Regions from separate parts of the Homo sapiens genome. Here all the other regions are linked to region 2. A link is a loop called in an ENCODE intact Hi-C map of the cell type or tissue named here. Cell type or tissue: IMR-90. All regions are shown on one strand.

Region 1 (5,000 bases), 190 kb before region 2:
AGGATTCAGCATGTATATGGTCACTTAATCCCACTGTTCTTAGAGTGGTGACCATGCCCTAAACTGTGCATTTCCTAATTGGGAAACTCTGTTTTACCTTCTCTAGAGAATAGACATGCAAGTTTATGCTGCGGTAGGAGAGGGACAGTTACCCAGAGGTGCAGAGAGAGAAGGGAATCTAGGAATCCACCTGCCCCTCACTCATTACCTAATCCTCTTTATTTTGGCAAACTGCCATTCATCTCCATTTGCATCCAGCAGTACCTGATGCTTCCGCCTCCTAGGCCTTAGGAGGATTCTGTGGGTTTGTTTTCAACTTTTTCCTCTGCTGGCTTACACTTTGTCTTTGCAGGTCAGCCAGGATAGTCAACATTTGGCTTTCTGCTTTCCAGCTTTTAAAATGTTGTTCTTTTTTTGGTTATTCTTTGTAGGTGTGGGATTTTTAGTGTGTTTTTTGAGAGAGCACAATTAGATATTTCATCTTAATATGAAACTCTTCAGACCTTTTTAGTTTTGTTTTTAGTTTTTTGGAATTCTTATTTTATTTCATGACACATTTGTTTTTATCAAAATTAATAAATTTATGTAAGCAAAAATAGAAAAAATTAACCACTGTATAATGTATATATAAAAGGTTATCATATTCTAGATAATGCTTTGTAACTCCTCATTTTCCTTATGTTGATATTGTTCTGCTGGATGTCTTCTCTTTGCCCTCTGGACACGCTCTCCATTCTTTTCTTTTGTCTGCCTCAAGAGACCCAGGGGGCACACTTTTCTCTTATTTCCAGTTGGGTGAGGTCAAGGGGAAGGAAGCCCTCGAAGGAGATAAAAGGGTGGATGGAGATTAAGGAGAGGATATTTATCTCCAGATAGCCTCTTTGTGGCATAATCTTGAGTTTACTATGCCCCTCTGTTGAAATCAGACCTATTAATACACCTAGAAATACATGTACTCACATACACAAATATACATAGATGTACACATTTTTAAAAAATTTGGCTTAAGGCAAAAATGGGATCATGCCATCTATTATATTTTGCAATCGGTTTTATTTACTGAATGTCAAGGATACCCAGTCATATCAGATGATGTGAGTTTCCTTATTCTCTTGAATGCCTGCTTAGTATTTCATAATAAATGTTAAAATAAATGTTCCCCCTTCTCTTATTGGTAGGCTTTATTATTGCCCACTGTTTATTATTACAAATTATACTTACATGAACAATGTTGTATCCATTTCTCTGTGTACTCCTATAAATATTTCTGCGTGATAGAGTTCTTGAAATATAATTATTAATTAAAAATGCACATTTCTGTCTTGACAAGTACTGCCTTATTACTAACTTAAAGGGTGGTACTTAATTTACAGTCTTAGTAGCAGGATAGAAAAATACATTTGTATCTATAGCCCTGCTAATGTTAAATATTGTGAATATTTTCAGTTTTTCTAATGAGATAGAAGGAAAATGGTACTTTAATTTATATTTTACTGATTACTAATGAACATATTTCACAAAAGATGTGTTAGGGTTTTTCACTGGAAAATTTGTTGAATCTAAACTGAGTTTAGATTAATTATTAATGTGTAGTTATATATAAATATACTGTTTGCTACATTTAACTATATGTATTTAAATATATAAATATCAATAAATATATGTATATATAAGTCAGCACAAGTTAATTTTCATTTTCCTGCATTTTTGGAAAAAATGGGGAATTTCTAGGGTTCCCTAGTTACTAGAGTAAAAAATGCAAGAAGTGCAACTTTAGTATAATGTAGTTGAGTGGTTTTGTGTGTACTTTATTGACCCCTAGTCTCATGAATGAATGAGTTTGCATTTGCTTAAACAATATGCTTAATTCATTATATGCTTTTATTATTCATTATTTACTTTTTGGCCTTTAAACTCTCTGCAGTTTTGGATTCTTTTCTCTGTGAAAAGAAAATATCTTGGGCCCCCCAAATCACTAAGCTAAAGGAAGAGGTCAAGCTGGGAACTGCTTAGAGCAAACCTGCTTCCCATTCTATTCGTAGTCACCCCTCTGCTAACTGAGATAAATACATATCTGCTTGCCTTCTGTGGAGGGGCTAATCAGAAACTCAAAAGAATGCAACCATTTGTCTCTTATCTACCTATGACCTGGAAGCCCCCTCCCTGCTTCGAGTTGTCCCGCCTTTCCAGATAGAACCAAATGTTCATCTTACATGTGTTGATTGATGTCTCATGTCTCTCTAAAATGTATAAAACCAAACTGTGGTCTGACCACCTTGGGCACGTGCCTTCAGGACCTCCTGAGGCTGTGTCACGGGTGCCTGTTCTCAACCTTGGTAAAATAAACTTTCTAAATTAACTGAGACCTGTCTCAAATTTTGGGGGCTCACAACTGCATTTTCTGAGAATCTCCTTGGTTATAGGTTCTCTTAGCTCTCTCAATATAAACAGTGTCAGGGACTCGTTAATGGAACTAAATCTTTCATTCCTTTACTTGTAAGTACTACTGATAAATCAGCAACTTGCTTTTGAGGCTTTTGTTTGGATGAGGTGAGAATGTAAAGTGCCTATTTTAGGACATACTTGACATTGTCAAGGGACATAACAAGGTCCTTTTGAACCTTCACATTTACAAATCTATTGTAGCATATCACTTCCCCCAAGAAGTGCTTATGAAGTAAGTAGAACAGAATAAAGGCTTTTTGAGATTAGGATACTAGACAGTTGGCCAGAGTCATTAATTACTACCTAAATGGTTTGTTTTTTGACATCAGCCTTGCAGTGTTCACAATTCAGTTTTGAGTTTCAGCAGATTACTTCCATGTTATGACCTTTGGATTATTCATGAATAGTTGAATCTCTAGATGTTAAATATGTAAATACCAAGAGCCCTCTGTAAAGTTCCTGATAGGTATTCGGTGGTCAAAAGGTAGCCTATATTTAGAATTTCTGTGTTAGTAGAGGCCCCAGAGAGGTTTTCCCCTAACCTCCTAACTTTATAAGTGAGGTGTCCAGGTTAAGTAATGTGGTTGTGATCCTCTGGCTGTTGAGTGTTGGAGCTGCATCACAGACCTCTGTGATACCAGCGTCTGTCAGTCCTGGGATTTTTGCCAACAAGTCCCATGCACTCTCTGTTTGGATCCAGAGCAGGCTCTTAACAAAATCAATCTGTATACTGATTGAGTTCATGTTTATATACATTTCACTTTTGAAACGTTTATATACATTTCACTTTTAACATTTATCCTAAAACATGACTCATATGCCTTAGATATTTTTCCTCCACCCCTAGTGACCTGGCAAATGTGGTTTTCTTGGCCATCCTGGCCTGGGTGTGTGTACTTTCTCCCTCAGGCCTATGTTGTTGTAACCCCCGCTCCCCCACTGCCCCCATTGTATACCTATACCTCAGTAATATGAGTTTAAAAAGTTTTCTGATTAAGCCATGCTGTTTCAAATTTCTGTGACTCTGTAGGTTATTGCCTGGAGTATTCTCTCCCCTCCCACAACCACTTTTCCTCCAAGAGTCTAAAGCCTTCTTTAATCCCTGTTAGCAGAGTTCATCTTGTCTACTTTGATCTACCCTTAACACCTGTTGCATACCTCCTATCCCTCTATTACAGCATGTATCACAGTGAATTGCAATCATTTATTTTCGTACTTAGCTTCCCCATTAGACTCTGAGAGTAACGCTAGTTGCTAACACTTGACTTGTTATGTGAATAAAATAACTAAGGAGATTCTATGAAAATGTTTCCTTCCTGAGCAAGGAACTATAGGTATCCTTAATGGAGTCCATTAATCTTTGTCAGGGAGTGTCCTCCCACACTGTCATATGTTAACTTAAAGAATAACGTACACAGTTATTAGTGAGGTTATTAAGATTGTTGTTAATTCGCTGAAAGGAAAGTGGTCATTTGGAAAAACTTGTTAGGTTACACTTGAAGTAGGCATAGTTTTTCAGGATTATCTACAGTTCACTTCTCTATCTCTGTTATTTGTCAATAAAATGTTATATGCCCTTTTAAAACTGCACTTAGTTTTCAAATGTCTTTTTAAAAACAGTATCAGTATTATACAAAGAATGCACAAAACATGATACTAAATTGCAGTGTTTTTAATTACTTTTCAATCATGGCGTTTTTTATTTTAAAGGGTTTTTAAAGATTAAATATTTAATTTGTCAGTTATTTAACCCAATTTTCTTCCAGCAGAAGCTGGCAACTCCCATTCCTTGCCCTTCCCCAAGTTTTGGTGTGCTATACATTACGTTAGGTATTGAGGGATAGTAATGAGAGACAGGACTAGCTGGATTTCCTAGGCCGACTAAGAATTCCTAACCCTAGCTGGGGAAGGTGACTGTATCCACCTTTAAATATGGGGCTTGTAACTCAGCTCACACCTGACCAATCAGGTAACAGAGAGCTCACTAAAATACCCGTTAAGCTAAAAGCAGGAGGTAAAGAAATAGTCATCTATCGCCTGAGAGCACAGGGGGAGGGACAACTATCAGGATATAAACCTAGGTATTCGAACTGGCAGTGGCAACCCCCTTTGGATCCCCTCCCATTGTATGGGAGCTTTGTTTTCACTCTATTAAATCTTGCAACTGCACACTCTTCTGGTCCATGTTTGTTAGGGCTCAAGCTGAGCTTTCACTCGCCGTCCACCACTGCTGAACGTCGCCGTCGCAGACCCGCCATTGACTTTCACCGCTCTGGATCCGGCAAGGTGTCTGCTGCGCTTCTGATGCAGCAAGGCGCCCATTGCCGCTCCTGATCAGGCTAGAGGCTTGCCATTGTTTCTGCGCGGCTAAGTGCATGCATTCATCCTAGTAGAGCTGAACACTAGTCGCTGGGTTCCACGGTTCTGTTCTGTGACCCACGGCTTCTAACAGAGCTATAACACTCCCCTCGTGGCCCAAGGTTCCATTCCTTGGAATCCTTGAGGCCAAGAACCCCAGGTCAGAGAGCAAAAGGCTTGCTGCTATCTTGGGAGCA
Region 2 (5,000 bases):
AGATACAGTTTTTATTTCTCTTTCTGTTCTCCAGAGCCCAGAATGCCTCAGAGATTCCCATGGGGTTTGGGAGAGACAAGCCCAGGAGCAGGCATTATCATTCCCTCTGCCTCTCCCAGATTCAGCCAAGCAGTTCTGTTTTCACTTTTTAAATATGTATTGGAGTTCCCGCATAAAGTTTTATTGTGAGCAAAATGTTTCTGTTATATTTAAATAGAAAATTATTGATTGAAGGCAATGCATTTTTAAATCACTTTTGATAGCTGATTAGGGAGAAAGACCCCATTCCTTGCCTCCTTGCATGTCAGTTTCCTTAGAGGAACTCCAGGGAATAGAGTGCTGAGGATTTCTAGGCTGAGAGAGGAGAAAGATGTCGGTCACATTCATTATGACACATTTCTGAGGAAATTGAAGCCATGGCCTTGTGTATCTGACACACAAGCTGCCAGGACACACACTCAGGTAACCGTCTCTGGGACGTAATCTCACAGTGCAGCTGGAGAAGGATGTGCTTGTGTGTCCCTAGGAGGGGCAGCTCCTCGATGACCAGGATGAGGTCCTGAGCTTTGGCCTAAGCAAAGCATGATCCCAGAAAAGGCCTGGAACCATCTATCCTGGAGAGGGTGAGTTTTGTTTTCATTTTTTTCCCAGTGTAGCATGGCCGTAGGAAAGGAAAAAGGATTTCATGATCAGGCCAACACCTAGGAAGAGATAAGAGAGCAGCTACAGAGTTCGGAGGGGAGGAGGAGAGAGCTCAGGGGCAGGAGGCCAGGGCACCGGCATAAATCCCCGAGAGGGACCTGAACTTGAACTCTCACAGGGTGCTAGAGCCAATCTTATCTCATTCTTGGGGGCAGTGGGAACCCTGCTGATTTGTGGGTCACAAAATATATACTGTAACTGTGCTCAAAGATTAAATAAATTACCCCAGTTTACAGAGTTACCTTACCCAGCCCCTCTGCTTCTCCCCTGCCACCCGCCTGAGGCTGTGGCTTCCCCCACTGCCTGGGCACTGCTGGGACCACCCTCTCTGTTCTGGCTGGGAGGCAGATGCCACCCCTCCCCAGCTCCTGCCTCCCTGGCCCTGTGTAGCCATATCTCGAATCTCTCCTCTGTTCAGCGCACCTTCTTACAGCTCCAGGTTCTTGGACCCCTTCCCAGTCAGAATTGTTGAGGGACAGGGAGTCCCCAGAACCTGCAAAGCCCACAGTGGGCTCGGCTTGCTGAAGAACTGCCCCCCATCACATCTCTCAGCCTTTGTGAGCAACTGCGTACCCTGGGGTGACCCCTTTAGAGGCGGGTGAGATCGGAGTCCTTGAGGGGTGGGGGTGGCAGGTAGATACTCTAGGTAACATAGCTAACTGATTCTGATTTCTTTAACCTCATTGGATATATTACCTTGGTAACTCCTCATTGCATGCCTTCGAGGTACGACTAATGTTATCCCTGTTTAAGAGAGGAGGAAACTGAGGCCCTAACTTCAAATATGAGGATCCCTCTGAGAGTCAATCAGCATGGAGACGCCAGGGGACTGGGGCTTCTCAGCTGATGGCCAGCAAGCCCTATCCAGAGACCACTGGGCACAGACCTAAGGCCTCTCCCTGGCCAACTTTAAAGTGAGACCCCTAGGAGGGAGGAAAGCAGATCAAAGTTGAGTGGGACAAGCTGGTGGTCACAGACATGCTGCTCTGGCCTGGACCAGCTCAAGAGGCCCCAGCAGGGACACACATCTGCACATGTGCCTCCCCAGGGACCTTTGAGAATAAGGGGATTAGAGGTCACCAAGCAGCAAATGTGATTGCTAAAGGACCTCACTAAAAGAAGAGGATTAGCTGGGGATTTGGAGGAAGTTTCCACAAATCACTTTGGTTCCTGGTAGCAAAGATTACTTGGGGATCAGAAGAGGTCCCACTGGGCAAGGCAGAAAGAGACAAGTCATGGGATGCTTCCCTGAGGTTGCCAAGACCCTCCAGGGAGCCCAGGCTGAGGCTCAAGTCAGTGCTGGGGCCGTGGCTGACGAGCCACTCCCGGAGACTGGGCTCTGTGGGAAGGAGCCCTTCCTAGGAGCCCGATCCTGGGGCTAGTCCCCTCGCCCCTTGGCCTCACTTTCCTACCTGCCAGGTGAGATGCTGGAACCCACTCGGAGGCTCCAGCGCAGTGGGCAGGTGCCCCAGCCGGCAGGTAGTGGAGACTGGCTTTGATTCCTGGCTCCACTCCCACTAGTGGCTCCTCCCACCCGAGCCCACCTTTCATCCATATACGATGTGGATAACTGTTTCCTGCAGAAGGTCCTAAGGATGAAAATAAGGTGTTTAAGTGCTCCTCACTTGGCTATCATGGTGACAGCTCAGGTTAGTGTCACCCAAGGAGTGTCACCCAAGGGTCCTGCCCGCTCACAGTTTTGAAGTGACAGCCTGAGGAGGAGGGCTGTGGCTCCATGGCCCCATGCTGCCACCTGGAGGTCACAGGGAAGGGAATACAATGATAGAGATGGTGATGAAAATGAGCAACATGATGATGATGATAGTAGCCAATAGAGGCAAGTTCTTACCTAGGCACGACCTAACGCTTTATACGGTTTATCTCATCCAAGGACGAGATTCCAACTATCTTGTTAAATAAAGTGGCTCAGCTATTTATGTGGCCAGAGACATGACCTGTGTCATTCTATATAATACTTACAACGACCCTGTCAGAGAGAGATTTATTCTCTCTGCTAAATAGATACAGGGCAACAAGGTTCAGAGACGGTAAGTTACTTCCCAAGGTCACACAGCAAGTCAATGGCAGAGCTAAGATTGAAATTATATCTGTTTGAAGCCAAAACTCATACATGTCCCTCCACATCCTGTGCCTCCCCCAGAGATCTGGTTCCTCAACAGGCTCTGGGCCAGGGGACGGGTCTGGCAGGGAGAACAGGTGTGGCTGTGGAGGGAAGTTCAAGGGAACTCAAGAGCTGTGGTCCAGGAAGTATCCATGTTTGTCCCGGCTTCATGCTACCCTCCTTTTGCAAGGAGGCAGGTGATTGACCAGTATCAGCCAGATCCTGAGGGCAAGATCACAGCCTTGCAGACTTCAAAGCTATCCAGGCACTTTCCAAGCAAACATTCATGTTCACAAAGTCTATAGAAATGTAGATTCGCAGGCAGAACTCAGGAGGAAAAGTGCCATCTCCCATGATTAAGAAAACATTTCCATTTTTATCTGTATATTTCGTGTCTGCATGTTTTATATTTCTCCAATGCATTTAAAATATATTATTTTAGCCATGCACGGTGGCTCACGCCTGTAATCCCAGCACTTTGGGAGGCTGAGGCGGGCGGATCACAAGGTCAGGAGATCGAGACCATCGTGGCTAACACGGTGAAACCGCATCTCTACTAAAAATACAAAAAATTAGCTGGGCATGGTAGCGGGCGCCTGTAATCCCAGTTACTCAGGAGGCTGAGGCAGGAGAATGGCGTGAACTCGGGAGGCGGAGCTTGCAATGAGCCGAGATCATGCTAGTGCACTCCAGCCTGGGCGACAGAGTGAGACACCGTCTCAAAAAACAAAAACAAAAACAAAAACAAAAAAAATCATATCACATTGAAAGGACCCTCAGGGATTATCTGGCTCAAGGATAGCACTCAGTGACATATTCAGTGAAGGAAGAGAGAAAAGCTGGCCTGGGGAAACAGAGGCACAGAGAAGGGAGAGATGTTCTCAAAGTCACACAGCCACAGAATGGGGCCTGAAATGCAGGTCTGCAGACACCAGCCTGTTCTCTTCCTGCTCGGCTGAATGGCACCCATAATGGCTGCAGGGTCCACCCAGTGGGAGGAGAGGCCAGTGTGCCTGGTGAGATCATTGTGGAGCAGATGAGGACTTGAGAGCCGGGGCATAGCCCAGCCAGATTTGTGCTTTTGCCAAATAGCCAAGTCCTCTCCCATTTCTTCTGTTGGCTCTGAGAAGATCTGTCGGCTCTGAGAAGATCTGTCTGCTAGAGAGGGAGGGAGGGGCTGATCCTAGGCCTGGGCCTGTTATTCTTTCTTGAGTCATCTTTGCTGCCCTATCTCCTGAGTACTAGCAAGATCATCTGGTCCTCAGTTCTTTCACCTATCCCCACCCCGGAGGAGATGAGATGTGCTAGAAGTGAGCATCTGTCACTGCCCTCAGCCTCCTCCTGGGTTTCAGGAGGGTGATAGCCCCTCATTCAGCTACCATGGACCACACTGTGCACCAAAGACCGCGCTGGGTGCATTGACATTATCTTATTCAATTCTCACAGCAACCTCAAGAGGCAGTATTCCCAACTCCCTGCCTTTTAGATACACTTGATTTTTTCAAAACGGTTTTAGGTTCACAGCAAGGCTGAGCAGAAAGTACAGAGAGTTCCTGTATACCCTCTGCCCCCACATATGCACAGCCTCCCCGTGGCCAGCATCCCACACCAGAGTGGCACATGTGATAAAATCAGTGAGTCTATGTCTATACAGCATGATCACTCACAGTCCGAAGGTTTTTCTTCACTCTTGGTGACGTACAATCTGTGGGTTTGGACAAGTGGTAGTATTTTAAAATGCCCACTTGACAGAGGAGAGCAGCTAGGCCCCGAGGTTAGGGTCAGGGTTGAACAGCTGGGAGGTAGGTGGCAGGGATGGAGCCTTGATGGGTGGAGGAAAGGCTTCATGCTAACAAGCTCTCTCGGCCCCAGGACCCCATGGAAATGTCAATATTGTACCTGGTTTCCCAAATGAAAATCAAATAGGGCACATGGGTCTGCTTAATGGGTGATGAAGTTCCAGTGGCTCCAACAGAGGTAAAATTGATTCATATTTGTCAGGCTGGGAAACGGGAGAACTAGGCTCCAGGACCTCCTGGCCTCTTGCCTGGCAGCTCCTTTAGGCATATTTTTGGACAGGCCACACAGCTTCCTACTGAGGGCTCGCGAGGCAACAGGCGCAAGCTGGCCCCTGGAGATCAACCTGGGCAAGGCAGAGCTGCTGCTTTTGAGGTGC
Region 3 (5,000 bases), 410 kb before region 2:
TACAAACCACAGGCAGCTCCCATCTGACACAGGCAAGCCGGGGTCAGGGCCAACCAGGAACCAAACCTGGGGTAGTAGGTGTTCCTTGAGGCAGAGGGAGAAAGGATGGAAGGGACTGACAAATATGTTCTGAGTGCTCCTCTTCTCGGGGGACACACTATGTGTACCCCACTACAAGGCCACTATCTGCTTTAGGAACAAACTTGGCATTAAATATACCCACCATTACAATAACATACAGAATGTCTCTCAAAACCTATATGTAGAATGTACAACACAAGGCCAGGCATGTTGGCTCACACCTGTAATCCCAGCACTTTGGGAGGCCGAAGTGGGCAGATCACCTGAGGTCAGGAGTTCGAGACTAGCCTGGCCAATATGGCAAAACCCTGTTTCTACTAAAAATACAAAAATTAGCTAGGTGTGGTGGTGGGTGCCTCTAATCCAAGTTACTTGGGAGGCTGAGGTAGGGGAATTGCTTGAACCTGGGAGGTGGACTTTGCAGTGAGCCAAGATCGTGCCACTGCACTCCAGCCTGGGAGACAGAGCGAGACTCCATCTCAACAAACAAACAAACAAACAAACAAACAAACAAACAGTACAACACAAAGAGTGAGCCCTAATGTAAATACAGACTTCAGTTAATAAAAATGTGTCCATATTGGTTTATCAATTGTAACAAACTCAAATGAACCATACTCATCCAAGGGGTTAATAATAAGGGAAACTAGTGGGGAGGAGGGATATGGCTATTGATACTTTCTTCTCAATTTTTGTTTGTTTGTTTTTTTTTTGAGATGGAGTCTTGCTCTATCGCCCAGGCTGGAGTGCAGTGGCATGATCTCGGCTCACTGCAACCTCTGCCTCCCGGGTTCAAGCAATTCTCCTGTCTCAGCCTCCCCAGTAGCTGGGACTACAGGCACCTGTCCCCACTCCCAGCTAGTTTTTGTATTTTTAGTAGAGACGGGGTTTAACCATATCGGTCAGGCTGGTCTCGAACTCCTGACCTCAGGTGATCCACCCGCCTCAGCCTCCCAAAGTGCTGGGATTACAGGCGTGAGCCACCACGCCCAGCATCTTCTCAATTTTTCATAAACCTAAAACTGCTCTTGAAAAATAGTCTATTAATTAAAATTAAAAAGTAAATCTCAGGCCAGGTGGCTTACAACTGAAATCCCAGCACTTTGGGAGGCTGAGGTGGACAGATCACTTGAGCACAAGAGTTCAAGACCAGCCTGGGCAATACAGTGAGACCCTGTCTCTACAAAAAAATGCAACAAACTAGCTGGGCGTGGTGGTGTGCACTTGTAGTCCCAGCTACTCAGGAGACTAAGGTGGGAAGATCACCAGAGCTCGGGAGATTGAGGCTGCAGTGAGCCATGACTTCACCACTGCACTCCAGCCTGGGTGACAAAGTGAGAAGCTGTCTCAAAAAAAAAAAAAAGGTACACCTAGCGTCTTCTCAGAGCCTCTGGATTGGGTACTTAGTGGCTGCTACCACCAAGTGAGACAGTGGGGACAGAGAAAGAGCAAAGTTTGAGGGAAGAGGATAGTAAAGGGAACATTGGGCCAGGTGTGGTGGCTCACACCTGTAATCCTAACACTTTGGGAGGCTGAGAGGGGGCGGATCACTTGAGGTCAGGAGCTCAGTTCAAGACCAGCCTGGCCAACATGGCGAAACTTCATCTCTACTAAAAATACAAAAATTAGGCAGGGCACGGTTGCTCACACCTATAATCCCAGCACTTTGAGAGGCCGAGGTGGGCAGATTGCCTGAGGTTAGTTCTCCCATCCTGGCCAACATGGTGAAACCCCATCTCTACTAAAAATACAAAAATTAGCCAGGCATGGTGGCAGGCGCCTGTAATCCCAGCTACTTGGGAGGCTAAGGCAGGAGAATCGCTTGAACCCAGGAGGTGGAGGTTGCTGTGAGCCGAGATCATACCATTGCACTCCAGCCTGGGTGACAGGAGTGAGACTCCACGTCAAAAAAAAAAAAAAAAAAAAAAAATTAGCCCAGCATGGTGGCGCATGCCTGCAATCCCAGCTACTCAGAAGGCTGAGGCACAAGAATCACTTGAACCTGGGAAGCAGAGATTGCAATGAGCCGAGATCCCGCCACTGCACTACAGCCTGGGCAACAGATTGAGACTTCATCTCAAAGGAGGTTTGGCCATGGTGAATCCAGGGAGTGTAAAGGACACATAGATAGATATATCTTCTAGACAGAGGACAGAAGAGTCAGAATTTGGGCTGCAAATACATGATGGGAGTCATCAACATATAAACCCATTGAACACCATATATGGATGAGAGTTTTCTCTTCAGCAGCTGTGAGGAGTTGGGATGACCACACGCAGTGCCTCCTTCCTTGTTCGTGAGCACTCAGTGCAGGGCAACTGACAGCAATTAGGACGGGGAGACACGAAGCCTCCCCCCGCCGCAGGAATTGCTACTGCAGATCTTCCCTTCTTGTGGAACACTGTGGTCTCTGTGGGTGAGGGAGATGCTCTGATTCATCGTCCACAGGGCTGTAGTATTTTGATGCTGTAGTCCAATAACTGTATTTTCTGTCCATATTAGGCCGAGAGTAGGGGCGTCCTCCAGGGTTGTATAAACCATCAGTAGCCAATTCATTTGCACCTGCTACATTATCCACTGATGACTTCAATCAGCTAAGGCAGCCAAGCAACAAGAGGCACTACGTGGGCAAAACGTTGAGTCATCCGCATATCTGCCCTCTGAACACACGAAAATATCCCCACTGTGCATCCTGAGTAACATTTGTGCCAGGTTCCCAGGCAAACTTCCTCCTGAGCTTCCTCCTCCACTCTTCCCTGCTCCAGGCACTGAGCCCTACCCACTCTCAGCCTCTCAGGCTTAAGGGCCGAATCATCCACTCTCAGAGCTTAAAGGAAAAAAAAGAGGAAGGAAGCAGTGAGACTTGATTTGTAACAGCCCTAACTATGGAGCTGGAAGATCTGGGTTCAGATGGCAGCCTGGGTTCCCTAGTTGCATAGTAGATCTCATCTTTCTGAGCTTACACTTCTTCAGCCGTAAAATGGAGATGATAATATTAACTGCTGCTGCTGATCTTTTGACAATTGAGATAATGTATTTTTCAAGGGCCTACCATATACTAAGAGCTAACATTTTTGAGTGTTTACATTTTATCGGATACTCTTCCAAACCATTTACACATTTGTTAACTCATTTCATCTTTATAACACCCTACGATAATCCCAAGGCACAATTATCTTTATTTTATAAGTGAAGAAACTAAGCCACAATGAAGTTAAGTAAATTGTTCAAGGCCCCAGAACTAGAAAGTGGTAGAACCACAATTTTCCGCCACTCAAAAGTGGGCTGACCCTCTTCGTATTTACATCAGGGGTTCTCAGAATGTGGTCTTCAGGCCAGCAGCAGCAGCAGCGGCAGCAGTAGAAACTTGTTAGAAATGATCTCAGGACCCACCCAGAGCTACAGACAGAAATTCCAGGGGCGGGCAATGGCAAACTGGGTTGACAAGCCCCCCAGTTGATTGTGATTTTCAGCCAAGTTTGATAACCTCTGGCCTACACTTTTCCTTCTACCTCCATGGCAGATGACAATTGAACAAATTAGACCCCTTTTCCTCCCAACACCCACTATGTATTAGGCACTTTGTGTGTTATTGTCATTTAATTCTCATAAGAAACTTTTTTTATTTTTATTTTTTATTGAGACATGGTCTCACTCTGTTGCCCAGGCTGGTCTCGAAACCCTGGGCTCAAGCAATCCTCTCCCCTTGGCCTCCCAAAGTGCTGGGATTACAGGTGTAAGCCACCATGCCCAACCAAGCAAGAAACTTTAGAGATTGGTTTTCTCACCCCCATTCTATAGATAGGAGACCTGGACAAGGGGAGGAAGGTGTGGGCCCTTGTACAGGCCATACAGCTAGTAATGTCCCACTCCAATGTCGCACTCCCCGGCTCCTACAACACAAGGCATTCCTCAATGCTGGCTGTGTCCTGTCATCCCCAGATCCCTGCCTCACTCCCTCACTCCATTCCCCAGCAGGGACCCTGGGCCTCTGCAGGCCTCGAACCACCGCTCCTGGCTATGAGGTCCGTCCTGGTTCTAGGGCTGTAACCCCAAGTCAGCTTTATCCAAGCTGCTCTGTGATCTTCTGTTCTAGGGCAAGCACTAGAGATGACTCCCATGACCAAGCCTTCACCCCATAGCCCCTCCGGCCCCAGGGGACCAATCTGGTGTCCCTTTAGTTTGGGCCATCTCATGAGTTCTCCAGCCCCTTAGTGCCTTGAGCTTGGTTTTTTGGGGTCAATCCCTTCAAGTTGTGGAGAAATGCCCCTGGGCCCCAGACCCCAGCAGGGTCCCCATGTCTCCTTCCCGACCATACATCCCTGCCAGTGTTAGGAATAACGCTCAAAATCCTAAGGAAATTGAACACTTGAACAAAGGATTCTTAGCAAAGAAATTTTACTTCTGCGCAGAGGGGTGCCTCCTTGGCCAGTCGCCATGAAAGCACACCTGTAGGAAGGGGCACAAGAGCCTTTATTCCTGATGCAAGTCCTGCCCCTATACCCTTTCCCTATTGGCCAGGGTCAGGTCGTACAATCTAAACTAATCCCGGTTGGCTAAACATTTGATTTTTTTAGATAAGGTGGGCACATAAAAGAAAGTGGAGGGGAAGGGGGAGGGGTGTCTGTAGTGAGCTAAAAAGTGAGTCCTCTTTCCAAATAAGGAAAGGAGTGTGAGCTGGTACTGATAACGCCTGGTACTGTGGCGTGCCTGGGCATCTAACAAAGGCAAAAAGGGGAAAAGGAGAAAAGGCAGGGGCGTGGGGGGTACTATGAATTAAAGAATAAAAGATTGATGAGATTATTTGAAGAGAAAGCTCATCATATCCCAAACCAGTTTCCTACTTCTGGTCACCCAGCCCCATCACTCTTCACAGTCAACACTTACTGTCACTTTTGCTACTCCCCAACCCCGACAGT

Evidence for each region. A loop is a pair of places that touch in the nucleus more often than their neighbours do. Peaks named below come from ENCODE experiments on the same cell type or tissue, not always from the same donor. Only the 100,000 strongest peaks of a DNase experiment are listed, where the experiment ranks them.
Region 1: a loop joins it to region 2, with 2.9 times the contacts of the local background. A loop is called at or near these places in 8 of 110 quality-filtered maps.
Region 3: a loop joins it to region 2, with 6 times the contacts of the local background. A loop is called at or near these places in 4 of 110 quality-filtered maps.

What each region holds. Positions count from the first base shown.
Region 1 is chr2:30,511,661-30,516,660 of GRCh38, forward strand. The region is part of intron 1 of LCLAT1 (lysocardiolipin acyltransferase 1); the gene reads left to right. Among named protein-coding and RNA genes, the nearest start is that of LCLAT1, 67 kb to the left of the region's middle. RefSeq lists enhancers at 4,236-4,736, 4,737-5,000. In IMR-90, no CTCF peak of the experiment used is centred here; a DNase peak (open chromatin) is centred at 3,101; H3K27ac peaks cover 599 bases.
Region 2 is chr2:30,704,741-30,709,740 of GRCh38, forward strand. No RefSeq gene overlaps it. Among named protein-coding and RNA genes, the nearest start is that of CAPN13, 100 kb to the right of the region's middle. In IMR-90, CTCF peaks have their summits at 2,457 (motif pointing left) and 4,279; a DNase peak (open chromatin) is centred at 2,451; H3K27ac peaks cover 183 bases.
Region 3 is chr2:30,290,923-30,295,922 of GRCh38, forward strand. It overlaps LOC102723594 (a long non-coding RNA gene), which reads right to left. Exons shown (of 3, transcript XR_427017.4): 3 at 2,113-2,908. Among named protein-coding and RNA genes, the nearest start is that of LINC01936, 53 kb to the right of the region's middle. RefSeq lists enhancers at 2,624-2,683, 2,854-2,903 and a silencer at 3,397-3,567. In IMR-90, no CTCF peak of the experiment used is centred here; a DNase peak (open chromatin) is centred at 2,569; H3K27ac peaks cover 3,869 bases.